2 separate regions of the Homo sapiens genome follow, and region 2 is linked to region 1. A link is an interaction called in ENCODE POLR2A ChIA-PET data of the cell type or tissue named here. Cell type or tissue: HepG2. All regions are shown on one strand. Links, peaks and the distances in the headings refer to the core of each region. The heading gives the core; the rest is flanking DNA. Region 1 holds the start of LOC124904087 (a long non-coding RNA gene). Region 2 overlaps MCRIP1 (MAPK regulated corepressor interacting protein 1).

Region 1 (16,549 bases), core at 6,840-9,339:
TGGTGGGTTTTAATTCTTTAGTGGCGTTTTTGAAGAGTCTGTTCCTATTTTCCTTAGACTGTCCCACAGTCTGGATCCTTGGTTAAACGTTTGGGGCAATGATGAAGGGAGGTGACAAGTCAGCAGGAGGTGCAGGACATCAGCGTGGCCATGAGTGAGGACGTGAAGTTGAACCACTTGGTCAGCTTTGGGTCTGCTGAATTCCTCCATGGTCAAGGTCCGTGGCTCCTTGTGGAGTAATTAAGGCATGCGTGAGGTCATTCTCTGAGACCACAAGCATCAAGTTTTCCCAATAACCATTTGCCCAACAGTTTTAGCATCAGTTAATGAGTAGATTCAGTGTTAAACCGTAAAGCTGCAAAATCATGGCTTCCCAAGTTTATTGTTTCTTCTACATTTATAGTCACTTTCGGTCAAGCTTCCCCTTCTTTAAAAAGTTATTAAATATTTGGGAGGCTGAGGCAGGAGAATGGCGTGAATCCGGGAGGCAGAGCTCGCAGTGAGCTGAGATCACGCCACTGTACTCCAGCCTGGGAGACGGAGCAAGACTCTGTCTCAAAAAAAAAAAAAAAAAAAAAATTAAATATGGCCAGGCGCGGTGGCTCACGCCTGTAATCCCAGCACTTTGGGAGGCTGAGTTGGGCAGATCACAAGGTCAAGAGATTGAGACCATCTTGGCCAACATGGTGAAATCCTGTCTCTACTTAAAAAAAAAGTACAAAAATTAGCCGGGCATGGCGGTGCGTGCCTGTAATCCCAGCTATTCGGGACACTGAGGTAGGAGAATCACTTGAACCTGGGAGATGGAGGTTGCAACGAGCCAAGATCGCACCATTGCACTCCAGCCTGGGCGACAAGAGTGAAACCCCATCTTGAAATATATATATTTATTAATATGAATTCATGTATTTTTTTCATTCAGTCAGCATTCTTTTTGATGCTCAAATTGGTCCGAATTTGGCCAGTGAGACCTCCTTTAAGCTGGCTCCTATGCTTTTTTTGATAGGAGGGATGATCTTTTATCCTGATATTATTTCAAACTTAGCCGAGCAAGGTGGCTCACACCTGTAGTCTTAGCTACTCCGGTGGCCGAGGCAGGAGAATTACTTAAGTTCCAGCCTTAGTGAACCACTATTCATGCCTATGAATAACTACTGCACCCCAGCCCGAGCAACGTAGTACGATACCGTCTCAAAAAAGGAGAAGGAGAAGAAAGAAGAAGAGGGAGGAGGAAGGAAGAAAGAGAAGAAAAGTTTGCAAAAGCAAGAATTCCTGCTGTATATCTTTTTTTTTTTTTTTTTTTTTTGGAGATGGAGTCTCCCTCTGTCGCCAGGCTGGAGTGCAGTGGCGAAATCTCAGCTCACTGCAACCTCTGCCTCCCGGGTTCAAGCGATTCTTCTGCCTCAGCCTCCCGAGTAGCTGGGACTACAGGTGTGCAGCACCACACCCAGCTAGTTGTTGTTTTGTTTTGTTTTGTTTTTTGAGACGGAGTCTCGCTCTGTTGCCCAGGCTGGAGTGCAGTGGTGCAATCTCGGCTCACTGCAAGCTCCGCCTCCCGGGTTCACATCATTCTCCTGCCTCAGCCTCCCGAGTAGCTGGGACTACAGGCACCTGCCACCATGCCCGGCTAATTTTTTGTATTTTTAGTAGACATGGGGTTTCACCATGTTAGCCAGGATGGTCTCAATCTCCTGACCTCGTGATCCACCCGCCTCAGCCTCCCAAAGTGCTGGGATTACAGGTGTGAGCCACCACGCCCAGCCTCCTGTATATCTTTTAGCCAGATAAATCAGTGTTTACATGTCACCCCATTTGTTTTATCATATTCTCTTTCTCTCTCTCCATATACATGTAAAAACTTTTTCTGGCCAGGCACAGTGGCTTACACCTATAATCCCAGCACTTTGGGAGGCCAAAGTAGGAGGATCATTTGAGCCTAGGAGTTTGAGACCACCCTAGGCAACATAGTGAGACCCCAGCTCTACAAAAAATACAAAGGTTAGCTAGGCATGGTGGCATGTCCCTGTAGTCCCAGCGATTTGAGAGATTGAGGCAGGAGGATCACTTGAGCCCAGGAGGTCGAGGCTGCAGTAAAGACATTGAGCACCTTCGCCACTAAATACTTCAGTTTTTCTCTTTCCTAAGAATAAGGCCAGTCTCAACCAGGTGCAGTGGCTCACGCCTGTAATCCCAGCATTTTGGGAGACCAAGGCGGGTGGATCACCTGAGGTCAGGAGTTCAAAACCAGCCTGGCCAACATGGTGAAACCCTATCTCTACAAAAAATACAAAAAGTAGCTGGGCGTGATGGCAGGTGCCTGTAATTCCAGCTACTTGGGAGGCTGAGGTGGGAGAATTGCTTGATTGTGGGAGGTGGAGGTTACAGTGAGCCAAGATCACGCCATTGCACTCCAGCCTTGGCGACAGAGTGAGACTCAGTCTCAAAAAAATAAATAAATAAAATAAGGCCAGTCTCTTATATAGCCACCATAATTTCATACAAAATTGGGAAATCTAATGTTGGTATCATACTCTGAGTTAATCCACAGTTAATTGTCCAAGTGTGGACATCTTTCCTGCATCCTTTTGGCATTTCCATTATTCTTTGGGCATCTCCTCTCTGCCCAAGCCCTGAAGTCAGCCATTTTTCAGAGAAACCCCAATCCCTTTTACAAGGAAATGGGATTTAGAGACCAAGTTCTGGGTGCTGAGTGTGCTCATGGCTACTGGGATGTCACTGCTTTCTGGGCCCTCTCAGGGGACACAATTAGTGTGATGAATTCATCTGAATATTTCTAAGCCACACCTCAGCCTTCTCCCCCTTCTTCCCTCATTCCATATTTGTATTTGGTTGAATTCTATTAAATTGCCCTAGTTAACCTTTTTTTATCTTCTTTTTTTTTTTTTTTGAGACGGAGTCTCACTCTGTCACCCAGGCTGGAGTGCAGTGGCGCAATCTTGGCTCACTGCAAGCTCCACCTCCCAGGTTCACGCCATTCTCCTGCCTCGGCCTCCCGAGTAGCTGGGACTACAGGCACCGGCCACCACACCCGGCTAATTTTTTGTATTTTTAGTAGAGACAGGGTTTCACCATGTTAGCCAGAATGGTCTCAATCTCCTGACCTTGTGATCCGCCTGCCTCGGCCTCCCAAAGTGCTGGGATTACAGGTGTGAGCCACCGCACCCAGGCTTTTTTTTTTTTTTTTTTTTTTTTTTTTGAGACAGAGTCTCGCTCTATTGCCCAGGCTGGAATACAGTGGCACGATCTCGGCTCAGTGCAACCCCCATCTCCCGGGTTCAAGCGATTCTCCTTCCTCAGCCTCCTGAATAGCTTGGATTACAGGCGCTTGCCACCATGAGCAGCTAATCTTTGTATTTCTAGTAGCGATGGGGTTTCACTGTGGTGGCCAGGCTGGTCTTGAACTCCAGACCTCAGGTGATCCTCCCACCTCGGCCTCTCAAAGTACTGGGATTATAGATAGGCATGAGCCACTGCGCCCAGCCGATCATTTTTGATCTACAAAAAAATGACAAAACCTACATGGTTCAACCTAATACCTCCTTTGTCCGCAGTGAGAACCCTAATTGTCAGTAAATCAGTATATTTATTCATTTGCTTTGTTCTAAAATGCCCTCCAAATAGTTTCAGAGGTACTGCGGCAATCTTGCTATTAACAACAGATCTACTGTGGAAATTTCAAGATGTCTTTGTAGCTATTTTTGTCCTTTAGAGTATGTCCCATTAAAGAAACATAGAGTATTGTGTTCAAAAGTTATTTGAATTAATTTGCTTTTCTGTGTTAGGTTAGGTTAGTGTATTATAGGGTCCTCCAGAGAAACAGAACCAATAGGATATGCACAGATATATACAAGAGACCAGCCTGGCCAACATGGGGAAACCTCATCTCTACTGAAAACACAAAAAATAGCCGGGTGTGGTGCTGCACACCTATAGTCGCAGCTACTCGGGAGGCTGAGGCAGGAGAATCACTTGAACCCGGGAGGTGGAGGTTGCAGTGAGCCGAGATCACACCACTGTACTCCAGCCTGAGTGACAGAGTGAGACTCCATCTCAAAAAAAAAAGAGGAAATGTATTATGGGAATTGGCTCAAATGATTATAGAGGCTGAGAAAGAAGTCCCATGGTCGGTTGTCTGCAAGCTTGAGACAGGAAAACCAGTGTATTATAAACCAGTGTATAACTGAATACTCAAACCAGTGTATAACTCAATACCCAAAACCAGTGTATAACTCAATACATTGGTTTATAATATAATTACAATATAATTTAATTCAATCCAAGTCTGCAGGTCTGAGAACCAGGGGAGCGAGAGGTGTAACTCCCATCCTGAAGCCCCAGAAGTGTAGGATGGGCGGCTGGTGTAAGTCCTGGAGTCCAAAAGCCTGAGAAGCAGGTTGCCCTTCTCCAATGTCCAAGGGCAGGAGGATGGACGTCCCAGCTCAAGAAGAGAGAATGTGTCCTTCTTCCACCTTTTTGTTCTATTTGGGCCCTCAACTGATTGGATGATTCCTGCCCGCTGTGGTGAGGGTGGATCTTCTTGGGCCACTGATCCAAATGCTAATTTCTTCCAGAAACATCCTTGAAGACATACCCAGCCATGAGGTTTTACCAACTCTCTGGGTATCCCTTAGCCTGGTCAAGTTGACACATACAATTAACCATTATAGGTAGGTTAGGTCCGTTTAACAATTTGATGCACGGTTAGGTTACATTTATTTATTTTGTTTTTTACTAAATTTGGGGTTTTTTCTTCATCCTTTTTTATAGTGCTATATTTTCATTGTTCAAAAGGTTTATTTGATTCAGGTGCGGTACGGTGACTCACGCCTGTAATCCCAGCACTTTGGAAGGCCAAAACGGGTGGATCACCTGAGTTCAGGAGTTCAAGACCAGCCTGGCCAACATGATGAAACACCACCTCTACTAAAAATACAAAAATCAGCCGGGCGTGGTGGTGTGTGCCTGTCATCTCAGCTACTCTGGAGGCTGAGGCAGGAGAATCTCTTGAACCCGTGAGGTGGAGGTTGCAGTGAGCCGAGATGGTGCCGCTGCACTCACACTCCAGCCTGGGTGACAGAGCAAGACTCCGTCTCAGAAAAAAAAAAAAAAAATCTACATATGTGCCCACCTGGCACCTGACACAGGAATTTGCTCATCTTTGCAAAAAGAAAAACAAGCAGGCTACCCTAGAAGTTAACGAAAATGGTTTTCTTGGCCGGGCACAGTGGTTCACACCTGTAATCCCAGCACTTTGGGAGGCCAAGATGGGCAGATCACAAGGTCAGGAGTTTGAGACCATCCGGACCAACATGGTGAAACCCCGTATACTAAAAATACAAAAATTGGCCCGGCGTGGTGGTGCACACCTGTAATCCCAGTTACTGAGGAGGCTGACACAGGAGAATTGCTTGAACCCAGGAGGCGGAGGTTGCAGTGAGCCAAGATAGCACCACTGCACTCCAGCCTGGGCAACAGAGCGAGACTCTGTCTCAAAAAAAAAAAAAAATTGGCCGGGCGCAGTGGCTCATGCCTGTAATCCCAGCACTTTGGGAGGCTGAGGTGGGTGGATCACAAGGTCAGGAGATCGCAACCATCCTGGCTAACATGGTGAAAGCCCGTCTCTACTAAAAAAAAAATACAAAAAAATTAGCTGGGTGTGGTGGCGGGTGCCTGTAGTCCCAGCTACTCAGGAGGCTGACGCAGGAGAATGGTGTGAACCCAGGAGGCAGAGCCTGCAGTGAGCGGAGATCGAGCCACTGCAATCCAGCCTGGGCAACTGAGTGAGACTCTGTCTCAAAAAAAAAAAAAAAAAATTAGCCAGGCGTGGTGGCGTGTGCCTGTAGTCCAAGCTACTCAGGAGGCTGAGGCCGGAGTTTGAGGCTGCAGTGAGCTGTGGTCACAACACTGCACTCCAGGCTGGGCAACAGAGCGAGACTCCATCTCTAAAAAGAGAAAAAAAAGAAAATGGTTTTCTATGAGGATGAGTGGGAGAAGAAACAGGTCAGGCCATGTCTTTATACTTTGGAATCAAATATATATATATATATATGTATATATATATATGTATATATATGTATATATATATGTATATATATGTATATATGTGTATATATATGTATATATGTGTATATGTATGTATATATGTATATATATGTATATATGTATATATATGTATATATATGTATATGTATGTATATATGTATATATATATTTTGACTGAGTCTCACTCTGTTGCCCAGGCTGGAGTGCAGTGGCGTGATCGCGGCTCACCACAACCTCCACCTCCCGGGTTCAAGTGATCCGCCGACCTCAGCCTCCCAAAGTGCTGGAATTACCGGCGTGAGCCACTGCGCCCAGCCAGATGTAGATTCTTAACCTATCTTCCTCCTTATACAACAGGTGACCACAGGATATCACAGTCTCTTTTGCTGTTATCACTGCAGCCCACCCACGTTTTCAAAGATTTACGCATGACCCCACTCTGCGGCCACCTATGACTCCACTCTTCTCCACCATGCACTAAGTCAAAAGCACAAAGTGCTCACTGCTGGACATTGCATGGGAGGCCACAGTGTCCAGGCGTGGAATGGTCCAGGCACCAGGTCCAGCCCCCTACCTGCACCGAACTGAACTTTGACCTGGTCTGTGCTGGCCTCCAACATAGAGCCTCGCCTGCCCAGGCCTCAGATCCTCACCTGTAGCACCCTCCAGGCAGGTGAGTGGACCCTGACTTGGCACAGGAAGGCCAAGAGGTCATTGCAGGCAGTGAGTCCCCGGTGGGCTGCAGGAAGCCTGAGCCAGGCCAGAAGATGAGTTTGGGTTCCTCCCCGAAGGCTGCACAAAGTCAATCCCAGGGCTGGCCCAGGCCCTTGCCAGGCCCACTGAATGCCCAGCACAGGGGCTGTCTTCTGCCTGGCTTTCCTGTCTTCCCTTCCCCTGTCACCCTGTCAGGGAGCTCCTTGAACAGCTACTTTTCAGCATCTGCTTCCTCCAGAAGACAAGCCCTGCAAAGGTGCACCTGCCATCCCGGCCCCATGTCCCCGTGCCTGGGACAGGGCTCAGGCAAATGAATGGGAGGTGGTCAGGGAACCTTCCTGTGGCTCATGGAGCTGCCTCACTTCCAGCCTCAGTCAGTGGCCTCTAGGCAGGACAGACACCTGGGCAGGTTCACAATCCCACCTCAGGGCCAGGCAGGGTGACATGCGGCTGTAATCCCAGCATCTAGGGTGGCTAAGGGGGAGGATCACATGAGCCCAAGAGGTCAAGACCAGCCTGGGCAACATAGTGAGACCCCATCTCTACAAAAAAAATTAAAAAGTAACCGAGTGTGGTGGTGCAAGCCTGTAGTCCAAGGTACTCAGGAGGCTGAGGCAGGAGGATCACTTGAGCCCGGGAGTTCAGGGCTACGGTGAGCCGTGATCACACCACTGCAGTCCAGCCTGGCAACACAGAGTGAGACCTTGTCTCTAAAAATAATAATCATAAAAGAATCGCAGCTCATACATAAATGTGCGAGAGGGCTCACACTATTTATTTCATTAAACGAATCTAGTTTCTACCTTGCTGCCGTCTGGCCACTTGGGACCTTGTCAGCCTCAGTTCTAAGGGCGGCATAGTGCTGGTTCTTCTTCTCCGTCCCCACCCCTCTCCGGTTTAACTAGTTTTTTTTTGTTGTTTTTTTTTTTTGAGGCAGAGTCTCACTCTCTCACCCAGGCTGGAGTGCAGTGGCGTGATCTCAGCTCACTCTAACCTCCATCTCCTGGGTTAAAGGAATTCTCGTGCCTCAACATCCCAAGTAGCTGGGATTACAGGCACGCGCCACCACCATGCCTGGCTGATTTTTTTTTTTTTTTTCATCCCATGAGTTTTCTTTCTGTAATGATTTTTGTGTTTTTAGCAGACAGGGTTTCACCATGTTGGCCAGGCTGGTCTCGAACTTCCGACCTCACGTGTTTTCCCTGCTTTGGCCTCCCAAAGTGCTGGGATTACAGGCTTGAGCCACCGCACCCAGCCTGGTTGAACTAGTTCTAAGGAGCAACTGCAGCCAGGTCTGGAGAGGGCTCGGCTGCCACCTTCCCTCCCAGACAGCAGCTAGACAGCTGCTCCCAGGATCTGCTTTGAATTAAAAGTGGCGTGGCCCTTTAAGAGAAGCATCCGCCGGCCGCCCCCGCCGCCGCCGCCCCTCTTTGATGTCGCTGGCGCTGAAAGGTTCCCAGTGGCAAGATCTGAGGGTTTGTTTCTGCCTCCCCAGAGGCCACGTGGGGATCACAGGGAGGGAGGGAGGGCGAGCGAAGGTCACATGGCCTCCCTGGCCTGCTGCCGCTGTTGCGGCAGGAGCAGGAGCGTGGGGACCAGCAGGCTGGACGGGTGGGGGCCGCGGCCTGCAGCTCGTGAGGGCGGTGGAGCCTGGCAGCTGGGAGGGCAAAGGACCAGCCTCTCTGCCCCTCCCCTTGGCACCCGGGAGCCTGACCTCCAGCCTCCCTCACCTGTCCAGGAAGGAGCCACACACTGTCTGCGTGATGTCCCAAGAGGCGGCATCTCCACTGATGAGCTGGGACTCCCCCATCCCCATGCCCTTCCTCCCCCAGCTTTGGAGGGTGGCCTTTCCCTGGTGGCCCTGCCACTCCATGGTTAGCCCAGTAGGCTGCATGTTGGCACCAGCCGGGTGAAGCCGTAGGGAGGAGGCGGGATGGGGCGGAGCTCAGCTGCAGGGGTGCCAAGAGGGGCAGATCCCGCCAAATACCTGGGTCCAAAAATGACAGCCTCGGCCTCCCCGCTGGGCTCTAGGAGCTCTCACCTGGGTGAAGGACATCCTAGGGCAAGGCCGATCCTTTCCACCAGGGAATCCAGAGGCCACTCACTCCCAGGCACTGGGGCCAGGGAGAGGGCAGCCCCAACACCAAGCCCAGGAGCAGCCGCCCCGCCCAGGGGCCCCCCTCGCCCCTCCAAGGACCTGGGCGAGAGCCACAGCAGCTCCTGACAAGGGACTTGGCTCATCAAGGTCCCAGGATATGAGGCCAAGAAGGGTCCTTCTGATGGATGGGGTGACCAGAAAAGGAGGTTGGGGGAAACCAAAAAGGGGCCATGCTCTGCGACGGCACCGCCTGGCCTCGGCACCTCCCCCACTCTGAGCCGGTTGGAGAGCAGGGCCTCCCCCAAGAGCCAGCCAAGGGGGAAGCGGCGGCCTCCCCCAACAGCCAGCCACATGGGGAAGCGGGTGGCCCGCCTCACTTCCCTGCTCACTTGGGCCTCAGAGGCCAGCAGCTGGGGCGCAGGGCAGCCCAGGTGGCCAGGCGGGGCGGGGCGGCCGAGGCCAGCACACAACAGCTGGGCCCCAGACGGCTGGCAGCAGCTGGAGCCCAGAGCGGCCCTGGCGCTCAAGGCCCTGGGGGGAGGGGCCCGGGATGTGCGGCAGGGAGCCGCCTCCAGTATGGACAAGGAAGCCGGGTCTGGGGCTGCCTGACATGCTGTGTGCTGGACGCTCATATCACCAAGTTCCAGGGCCCCACGCGAGGTCTCGAGGGGACCCCTGTACCGCCAGCTGCCCTCCATCACACCTTCCTCCCTCTCCGACTGCGCCTGCCCGCCAGCTTGGGCCCTTGCTTCCTGAAATGTGCTGTCTTGACCCCTTTTTCCCAGGGGGGGGGCTCCGGCCCCCCAGCACAGCCGTGACCCCGGCGGATTGACTCAGAACCACCTGTGCATCCCCAGCTCCCTCCCCAGGGGAAGGCGGTGAACAGAACCCTCACCCCGTCCTGTCTCGGGGTGCCTCTCCTGAAGCACAGAGTCCCCTCTGGGCCTTCGTTTCCCCAGCTTTCCTGCCGCGGGGCACACAGAGTCTAGGCTCAGTCAGAAGCCCCGGCGCCACCTGAATGGGAGCCTGGGGAACCCTGTATGGTCCTCCCTGAACAGGACAGTGGGGATGGGGCAGGGCCAGGGAAGCAGAGAAGGGCACACCCTGTGAGGGACACCACACGCAACCATGCAGCCTGGGATGGGCACTGTGGTGCTCTCGTCGCCAGGCCCCCATGTCTGCCCTCGCAGTCAACCTTGGTCCCTGGGGGATCGCCTGCAATCCCACGACGCCTGGGCAGCATAACTGTCATTTATCACATGGTCATCGCCGGAGACGCCGAGCGGAGCCCCCAAACATCCTGCACCTTTGATGTTCACGCGGACTCTGTGAGGCAGGTGCTGTTCTCATCCCGTTTTACAGACGAGGAACCTGAGACGCAACTGCAGGCCCCGCAGCAGCCGGTACTTGGCTGTCCTAACCCATCCGCTCTGGTGCAGACAAAGTGGATATCTGTCTAACATGCAAAAGGAGGGTTCTGAAACACCCTACCTGCCAGGAAGGTTTCTAGAGAGGAGCCGGCCCACTCCACCCCAAGCTGGCCACTCCGCTCACGGGGCCTCAGGCCTCATCCCCGCCACCTGGTGCCCTGTGCCCAGCCTGATCGTTGTTGGTCTTACCCACTGATTCTTTTAGATGGAAGCGGGATCTTGCTGTGCTGCCCAGGCTGGTCTCGAACCCCTGGGCTCAAGCAATCCTTCTTCCAGGACTTCCCAAAGTGCTGGGATTACAGGCGTGAGCCACCGTGCCCAGTCAGAACTAACTACTTTAAAATATCAGGGTGGGTGCCATGGCTCATGCCTGTAATCCCAGCACTTTGGGAGGCCAAGGCAGGTGGATCACCTGAGGTCAGGAGTTCGAGATCAGCCTAACATGGTGAAACCCCGTCTCTACTTAATACAAAAAAAAAAAAAAATTAGCTGAGCCTGGTGGCGCATGTCTGTAATTCCAGTTACTCAGGAGTCTGAGGCAGGAGAATCGCTTGAACCCGGGAGGGAGAGGTTGCAGTGAGCTGAGATCGAGCCATTGCACTCCAGTCTGGGCAACAAGAGTAAAACTCCATCTCAAAAAAAAAAAAAAAAAAATCTAATCACATGACAGAGTACATTCAGAAAATTGTGCAACCATTACCACAATCCATTTTAGAACATTTTAATCACCCCAAAAAGAAACCCCGTACCAGCTGGGCACAGTGGCTCACGCCTATAATCCCAGCACTTTGGGAGGCCGAGGTGGGTGGATCACCTGAGGTCAGAGACCAGCTGATCAACATGGTGAAACCCCATGTCTACTAAAAATACAAAAATTAGCTGGGCATGGTGGTGCACACCTGTAATCCCAGCTATGTAGGAGAATTGTTGGAGCCTTAGAGTCGGAAGTTGCAGCGAGCCGAGATCACATCACTGCATTCCAGCCTGGGTGACAGAGCAAGATTCTGTCTTACAAAAAAACAAAAGAAAAAAAGAAATCCTGTACCCATTAGTAATCACTCCCTGTTTCTCTCCATCTCCTGGAAACCACCAGCGGACTTTCTATCTCTATGAAGTTGCCTCTTCTGGACACTCGAAATGAATGGACTCATACCGCATGTGCCCTTCAGTGTCCAGTTCATGTCACTTGGCTGATATTCTCAAGATTCACCCACAGTGCAGCATATGTCAGAACTTCGTTTGTTTTACGGCTAGAATATATTCCGTTGTATGGCTGTGTTCCATTGTGTTTACCCACTCATCTGCTGATGGACTTTGGGGCTGTTTTCCGCCTTTTGGCTACTGTGACTAGTCCTGCTGTGAACATTCATGAGCCAGTTTTTGTTTGAACACTTGTCTTCAATTCTCTGGGTGTATCCCTGGGAGTGGGCCTGCTGGGTCACGTGTTTTGTGTAACATACTGAGGAGCCACCAAACCGTTTTCCATGGTGAGGGACGTGGCCACTGCACTGTCCATCCCCACAGCGATGCTCTGGGGCTTCTGTGTCACCGCGGCTGCACCCACGCTTGTTAGTTTCTGTGTTTTGATCGTGGTCATCTTAGTGGGCATGAGGTAGCATCTGACCCATTACTGATGGACCTGGGTCCCCCTTTCTTATACCTGTCAGGGCCAGGTTGGTCCCATCTTGATGCAGGTGGCCTGGAAGCAAAGGCCCAGCACCTGCTGGCCCATAGGACCCGCCACGGGAGCTGCTGCCAGGCTCTGGGTGCTCAAAACTCCGGGTGGGGAGTCCCAGGTGCAGAGGATAAAGCTGTCCCAGGGGCTGGGGAAGTGTGAGGACAGAGCCAGTCGGTGTGAGTCAAGAGGAGGACATGGGTGTGAGCAGCTGCTGAGCCTCGGGAGCCCCGTCCCCGGCCGTAGGACTGCAGCCTTGTCAGTCATCCGGTCACGGCAAGGGGCTTCGGAGGAGAGGGGAATGGGGGGAGGTGGAGGAAGGGCAGAGGTTCTGGGGAAGTCTTGGGTTTGAGCCTCTTCTGGCGTCTGCTACCAGTGTTGAATAAACCAAAATGTGAACTCATTTCGGTTCAACATGCAGGCTCCATCGCATTACAGGAGACGTCAGAAACTGTAACGCACATGGTCTTCTCCCGTCCTGGAATTTTCATCGGTGATCATGACTGCCACCCCTACCGCGCAATTTCACAAGTGGGCTCTTATAATCCCACAACAGCCCTCTGACAGAGGCACTGTTATCACCCCGCTTTAAAGGAGAGGAAGCGGCGGGGCACCGTGGCTCACACCTGTAATCGCAGCACTTCGGGAGGCCAAGGTGGGCGGATCACGAGGTCAGGAGACTGAGACCATCCTGGCTAACACGGTGAAACCCCGTCTCTACTAAAAATACAAAAAAGTTAGGCAGGCGTGATGGGACACGCCTGTAGTCCCAGCTACTCGGGAAACTGAGGCAGGAGAATTGCTGGAACCCGAAAGGCAGAGGTTGCAGTGAGCCGAGATCACGTCATGCTCTCTAGCCTGGGTGACAGAGCAAGACTCTGTCTCAAAAAGATAAATAAATAAATAAATGAGAGGAAGCACAGGCATAAGGAAAGGTCACAGGCCTTCCCTGGGATGTCCATACTGCACCAGGAGATGGCTCAGAGCCAGGGCGGTGTGAAGATCAACCCTGTGCAGCCAGCTGGAAGATGCCATCACGCTCCGGACTTGGAATAACAGGTGCCCGGCGGGAGAGGCCTCCTCCGGACAGGTTCCTGCTGGACGCTGAAATCTGCCCTGGGTCAGCCTTCCCCGCCGGGGTGTGGGTGGGAGAACGCCTCAGGATGGGACCTGCGTCTGAAGCTACTGCCCTTGGCCAGCCCCACACTTGGCTTTTAAACTGACCCGACGGCGGAGGGACAGCAGGGGGGATTTCTGAGTGAGCAGAGAGCTAAGGGTGAGCCTCAGCTCTTCTGTTAGTGTCCCTGAACCTCAGTTCCCCTCGTCAGGAAAATGCTGCAACCTGCCCTGTGGGGAGAGGGACCTGAGTTTGTGACAGCCTGCCTCCCTCTGAGAATGTCCCCAGGTTAGGCTGACCTCCAGGGCACCCCAGCCTGATCTTAGGCCTTGTGGTTTACACTGGGGTGCCTTACACCCATCGAATGCGCGGGGCAACAGCTCCCAGCGTTTGGTCTCTCTGTTTCACAAGAGCCCAGGTAACTCGGCTGTCTGCGGGTGCAGGCGGCGCTGGGACTTTCTCCCTAAGCTCCTCACTCAGCCCGGGGCTGGCAAGGAGGACGTCCACATGGCCCCGGCCGGCGGCTCGGGGGCATCCTGGCTGCAGGCACCGCCCTGCGCCTCTGCTCTCCTGCCCCACGTGGTGCCGTAGGCTCCCCACTGTCCTGAATTAGGAGGGGCTCTGGAAGCTCTGCTTGTGTCTAGATCGTTGTCCTGAAATGTAAGACCTGGTTGTCCTGAAACGTAAGACCTGTTTCCTATTTTTAAAATGGGTGTCATGGCGCCCAGCAGGCTTCAGACCGGAGGGTGAAGGAGAAAGTCTGCCCGGCCCCGCTGGCCCTGCGTATGTCCTTTCCTTTCTTTTGTCCATCCCACCCGCGCTCACCCCAGCAGGAAACCTCCTGAACCCCTCCTGTCCACCCTGCTCCAGTACTGATTTCCCACAGGAACCTTGTTCTAACCCCACTGCCCAGAGCCTCGGGAGTGGACAGGGGTGCTCTCCAAGGTGAAGCATGGGGCAGGTGCCCTTCGTGGCATGAAGGGCCGCAAGCAGAGGCCTAGCGGGCAGCCACTGGACCCTTGGCCTCCTCCCCCAGTGGCGGCTGGGGCAGGTTCTTGGGGGGTCCTCGGCATGGGGCCAGCAGCCAGGCTGGGGCGGGCGGAGATCCAGGACCTCACCTCTGGCCCCGCGATCTCCTTAAGTCGTAGCTGCTTCTCTGACCCCAGCGCCAGCAGGAGCGCCCCGGAACTGAGCGACTCCCCCGCGGCGCCTTGCTGGGGCGCGCGGTCCCTCCCGCAGGTCTCCGAGGGAGCCAGGACCTCGCGCCCCACCTGTCCGCTTCTCCAGGAGGCCCCGGCGCCACTGCTGCCGGGCCCTCGGCTGGAAGCCCTGTGTCCGCCGCCGCTTTGATCCCGGGGGGCCCTGCTGGATAAAAGTCCCTGGCGGCTCCGCGCCAGCGCCAGAGGGGGAGCGCAGCCGAGCCGGGCGCACCAGCGGGACGGCGCAGGGCCAGGGGCGCTGAGAGGACGGGGCCACTGGGCCGCCCGCGCTGGCCGCGGTGAGAGCGGGGCCCCAGGGCTGCGCGAGGTGGGGCGATGCGGGCCGGGGTCCGAATCCCCCACGGCCTGCTCTGGGCCTGGGCACTGGGGGATGAGAGGGACACTGGCGGCTCCAGGTGAGCGCGCCTGCCCCGCGCCCCCAGCCCGTCGGGCTCGGCCAGCTGCGCCGCGGGCGGAGTTCCCCGCCCCCCACCCCGGCAGGCGCGGAAAAGCCTCGCCCCTCCCCGTCGCCGCCGCCCCTTCCAGCTGCCCCGCGGGGGGGGGCGGCGGCGCCGGGCTGGCCGCGGTGAATGGAGCCGCCGGGGCCGCCCGGCCGCGCTGCCCCCCCACGGAGCCGGGCCGGGAGCGCCTCCGGCGGCCGCGGCGGGGTAGTCCAGGCCCCTCCGTCAGGCTTGCGGTTTGGGAAGAAAAGGCGATGCCTCCGCCAAGAAAAGAGCGAGCGCGGCCCCCTCCCCCCTCCGCCGAGCCCGGGCGGCGGCGGCGGCACATCTAACGCGCGGGCACCCGGGCCGCCGCGGCCCCCGCAAATAAGCCCAGCCTCGGCCCCCGCCGCTCATTGGCGCGGGCCGCAGCCAGCGCACCCAGACCCTGCGCTGCCCTCGGACGGCCGGGCGCGGAGCCCCAGCTGCGGAGGCCGACGGCACCCGGCCCCGAGCGCCTCGACGCCGAGCCGCGCGCGCCTTCTCCGCCAGGCCCGGCGGGCGGGAGCGGGGGCGAGGGAGCAGGAGCGGCCAGTGCCCCCGACACCCCCGGCCCGGCACCCCCGGCCCGGCATCCCCCGCCGCCGCCGCCGCCGCCTCAAGGCCGCCCGCTCCCCGCAGGTGGACGCGGCCATGGGCCGAGGGGTGCGCGTGCTGCTGCTGCTGAGCCTGCTGCACTGCGCCGGGGGCAGCGAGGGCAGGAAGACCTGGCGGCGCCGGGGTCAGCAGCCGCCTCCTCCCCCGCGGACCGAGGCGGCGCCGGCGGCCGGACAGCCCGTGGAGAGCTTCCCGCTGGACTTCACGGCCGTGGAGGGTAACATGGACAGCTTCATGGCGCAAGTCAAGAGCCTGGCGCAGTCCCTGTACCCCTGCTCCGCGCAGCAGCTCAACGAGGACCTGCGCCTGCACCTCCTACTCAACACCTCGGTGACCTGCAACGACGGCAGCCCCGCCGGGTAAGGCCCGCGCCCTGCACCTCCCCGCCCCGCCCGACGCGCCCGGTCTCCGGCTGGACCTTCCCTGCGGGCCGCGGCCGTTCTCTCCCCGGGGAGAAAGGGCTTCCGTCGGGCGCCCCGCGGTCCTGGCCCCGAGGAGTGCCCGGTTCGGTGACTCTCCGCGTGGGGAGCGGAGCGGCGCTGGAAGGGCTGGTCCCCGGCCAGCTCGGGCACTGACCCCTCGGCCTCTGGGCCCAGCCGCTCTGCTGGCGTCCTTCGGTCCCGGGGCGGGGAGATGGCAGCCCGAGAGCGCGCCTGGCTCCAGCGGGAACCGGCGACACCGGGGGGCGGGGAGAGGCCCGCTGCCCACCTCCTTGCAGCCCCGAAGTAGATAAAAGACGTGAGGTCGGGGGTCGGGGAGCGGCGGGGCCGCCCACGCGCTCAACAGGCCGAGGACAGCCGGGGACAGCGGGAGACTTGGGCGTGGGGTCGGGGCTCGGCAGGAAGGCTCCCCCGCCGGGTCGGTGCCGCCCGCGCCTCCCGCGCTCCCCGCGGCGTCCCGTTCCCCCGCCAAGCGCGCTCCTTCAGTGCGGACGCGTTTCACGCTTCAAGCGCCGCCGCGCGCCCCGGGAGGACCGCCGCCCGCGCCGAGGTGACAGCGGGACCCGCGCCGGGCGGAACGTGGGGATTTTCCACGGACCACAGCCCCGCGCGGCCCGTTCCCCGCCCCGCGAGCGCCACCTCCCGGGACCGCCGCCGTCCCTGAGCTCCCCGTGGGCCTGGCCGAGGGCGCCCCCGTGCGACCGTCGCGCGCGGCC
Region 2 (2,500 bases), core at 1-2,500, 150 kb after region 1:
TACCGCGTTGTCCCCTGGCAGCCTTCAAGCCCATCGACCTGAGTGACCTGAAGCGCCGGAGCACGCAGGATGCCAAGAAGTCCTAGAGCGCCCGGTGCCCCTCCCCGGCCTCCGGAAGATCAGGGTGCGAGGTGTCGGTTCCCTCCTGTCCTGTGGTCCTGCCCCTGGGATGGGGGTGCCTTGCTCCAGCGGGCTGCAGATCCCAGCACTGGCGTGACTGACGGCTGAGGCCTGCCTCTCCTTCCCAAGCCCCCTTCCTTCATCCTTGGGGGTCTCAGGCTGCCCCCATCATGGGGGTCTGGGCCCTGCCCACCCTCCTGCCCTCCCCCAGCCACCTGGCTGCATTTTTGAAGCTGCCTGGCCCCCAGGGGCCCTGACCTGACCTCTCTCCTCTCCCCTCACCCTCCTGCCCCTGGCCACTGCAGGATCAGGAGGGGAGAAGAAGGAGCCTCTGCTGCCTCCCAGGCTGCTGGGACTGGGCTGGTTTTGTCCTTGAAGTGGTCAGGATACAGGACAAGGGCAGCCCCACCCCATCCAGCCTGGGCTCCCCGCAGACCCTTGCTGCTCCCGTGGCCTGGACACGCTGGGGAGCTTCTCACACCTACCCCTACCGTCCAGCCTGGCCTCTTCCCTGAATCAGCTTCAAGATGGCACCAGCTCTTTGGGCCTAGGATACTGCCGGGCCCCCCAAGGGGGTCCCCAGCAACCAGGCCTGGCCTCCTGGTGTCTGCGGTCACAGTGGCCCCTGGGCAGGGGCACCCAGGCTGACCCTGAGGTGCTGCTGCTGGGTCTGTCTTGGCTCTGGGGTGTGCTGGGAGGGTCACCAGGTCCCTTTTCCTTCCTGTGCCCTCTGAAAGCTAAGTGTCTGTGTGGCTGTGGAGCTCGAGGGTCTGTGAATAAAGGCGGCGGCACTGGGCGTGGCCTCTTGGTGGTCTGTCAGGCCTCTGCCCCTGCGGCACACATGCACAGCCAGCTCCCGGGCAGGGCTGGAAACCCCAGATCATGGCGAAGGCTTCTCAAGCCCAGAAATTCTCAGTCTAAGCCACTGGGCGTGCTCAGGTCTCCTAGGGCAGGTGGTGGCAGGGAGGGCATTCTGGAGGGAGAGGCTGGGCTGCCTGATATCACTACCCTTGTTCTGCCACAGGGGCTGCCCAGGGGGCCGCAGAGGTAGTAGGCACCACCCTGAACCCACCCTCTGGGGCACTGTGGCCCCTCTAGGAGCTGGCTCCTCCCCTGTCCAGAAGAAGGGGGTGCCGCTGGGCCCAGGAGAGAGCCACGTGCACTTGACCTTCAAACCTGCAAGCTGCCCTGGCAGGCCAGACAGGGAGCTCTATTCCTGTTCCTGTTGGAAGCGAAACCAGAATTTATTCCAGGAACACGCTTTCCCAGAAGAGTGGCCCCACAGGCGCCTCCTGGTGGGTGGGCTGGTGCAGGAGATGCTGGCGCAGGGCTGGCCTCCCCGGGGAGGAGGAGCAGGGGAGGGTGTTCCAGTAATAAACCAGCCCAGCTGCCGCCTGGCAGCCAGTGTGCACAGCAGTACCCAGCCCCGAGCCAACTCCCTGTAAACACACGGCCTTACCTGGCCCCCATGGGGCCTGTGAGTCCTTCGAGGAGCGTTTCGAGTGCCCACCAGGCTAGGGTGACCCAGGCTGCCTCCCCCTGTTGAGCCGATGCAGCCTGGGGAACACCACCACGGGGATGAGGGGCGGGCGGCTCACAGCGGTCCTCATGCCATGTGCCTTCCACTCACCGAGCCTCTTGGGGACAAGGCCCTGCCCTGTGCACCTTCTGTACAGTGGTAGCTGCAAGGGCCAGCAGAGGTCCTGCAGTGGGGGGCCCACTCAAACATGGGGTTCCCAGATTCCCAGGAGGAGGAGGGGTGGGCTTGAGCCCTGGCCAGGCCATTGCTACACCGTGGCTGTGAGCAGGTTGGAGTCAGCCTTGGTTTCTTCAGGTGGTGATGACTACATCATGGGTGGCGCAGTGCTTGGTGCTGCTACCCCCACGAGTCACCGTGTGGGTGCACTTGACAAGGTGCTGAGCCTCACACAGCAAGCGCGACCCTCAGCCTTCGGTGGGGAGTCTGGGCTCTGCAGTCTGGGGCCTGGCACACGGCCAGCCTGCCTCAATTTACCCCTCTGGGTTTTCTGGTTTTTGGTGTTTTTGTTTGTTTGTTTGTTTGTTTTTGAGACGGAGTCTTGCTCTGTCACCCAGGCTGGAGTGCAATGGTGTGAGCTTGGCTTACTGCAACCTCCACCTCCTGGGTTCAAGCGATTCTCCTGCCTCAACCTCCCGAGTAGCTGAGACTACAGGCGAGCGCCACCATGCCCGGCTGACTTTTTGTATTTTTAGTAGAGACAGGGTTTCACCGTGTTAGCCATTCTCCTGACCTTGTGATCCACCCTCCTCGGCCTCCCAAAGTGCTGGGATTACAGGCGTAAGCCACCGTGCCCAGCCTTTGGGTTCTTTTTTTTTTTTAAGCAAATTTATTAAAGAAAAG

Evidence for each region. Peaks named below come from ENCODE experiments on the same cell type or tissue, not always from the same donor. Only the 100,000 strongest peaks of a DNase experiment are listed, where the experiment ranks them.
Region 2: POLR2A ChIA-PET joins it to region 1 with 6 read pairs; 4 of 35 experiments call an interaction of 5 or more read pairs at or near these places.

Annotation. Positions count from the first base shown.
Region 1 is chr17:81,959,790-81,976,338 of GRCh38, reverse strand. LOC124904087 (a long non-coding RNA gene) reads right to left here and starts at 8,906. Exons shown (of 2, transcript XR_007065951.1): 1 at 8,819-8,906; 2 at 4-228. NOTUM (notum, palmitoleoyl-protein carboxylesterase) reads left to right here and starts at 15,152. Exons shown (of 11, transcript NM_178493.6): 1 at 15,152-15,752. The coding sequence starts at 15,430. LOC105371939 (a long non-coding RNA gene) reads left to right here. Exons shown (of 2, transcript XR_933953.4): 2 at 1-371. RefSeq lists enhancers at 1-98, 8,475-9,052, 15,879-16,441, 16,442-16,549 and silencers at 8,336-8,385, 8,396-8,555, 9,216-9,455, 15,806-15,949, 16,216-16,295 and 1 more. In HepG2, for the core only: no CTCF peak of the experiment used is centred there; a DNase peak (open chromatin) is centred at 8,258; H3K4me3 peaks cover 892 bases.
Region 2 is chr17:81,820,833-81,823,332 of GRCh38, reverse strand. It overlaps MCRIP1 (MAPK regulated corepressor interacting protein 1), which reads left to right. Exons shown (of 5, transcript NM_207368.5): 5 at 22-972. The coding sequence ends at 86. Among named protein-coding and RNA genes, the nearest start is that of MCRIP1, 11 kb to the left of the region's middle. RefSeq lists an enhancer at 1,246-1,540. In HepG2, for the core only: a CTCF peak has its summit at 1,414 (motif pointing left); a DNase peak (open chromatin) is centred at 1,392.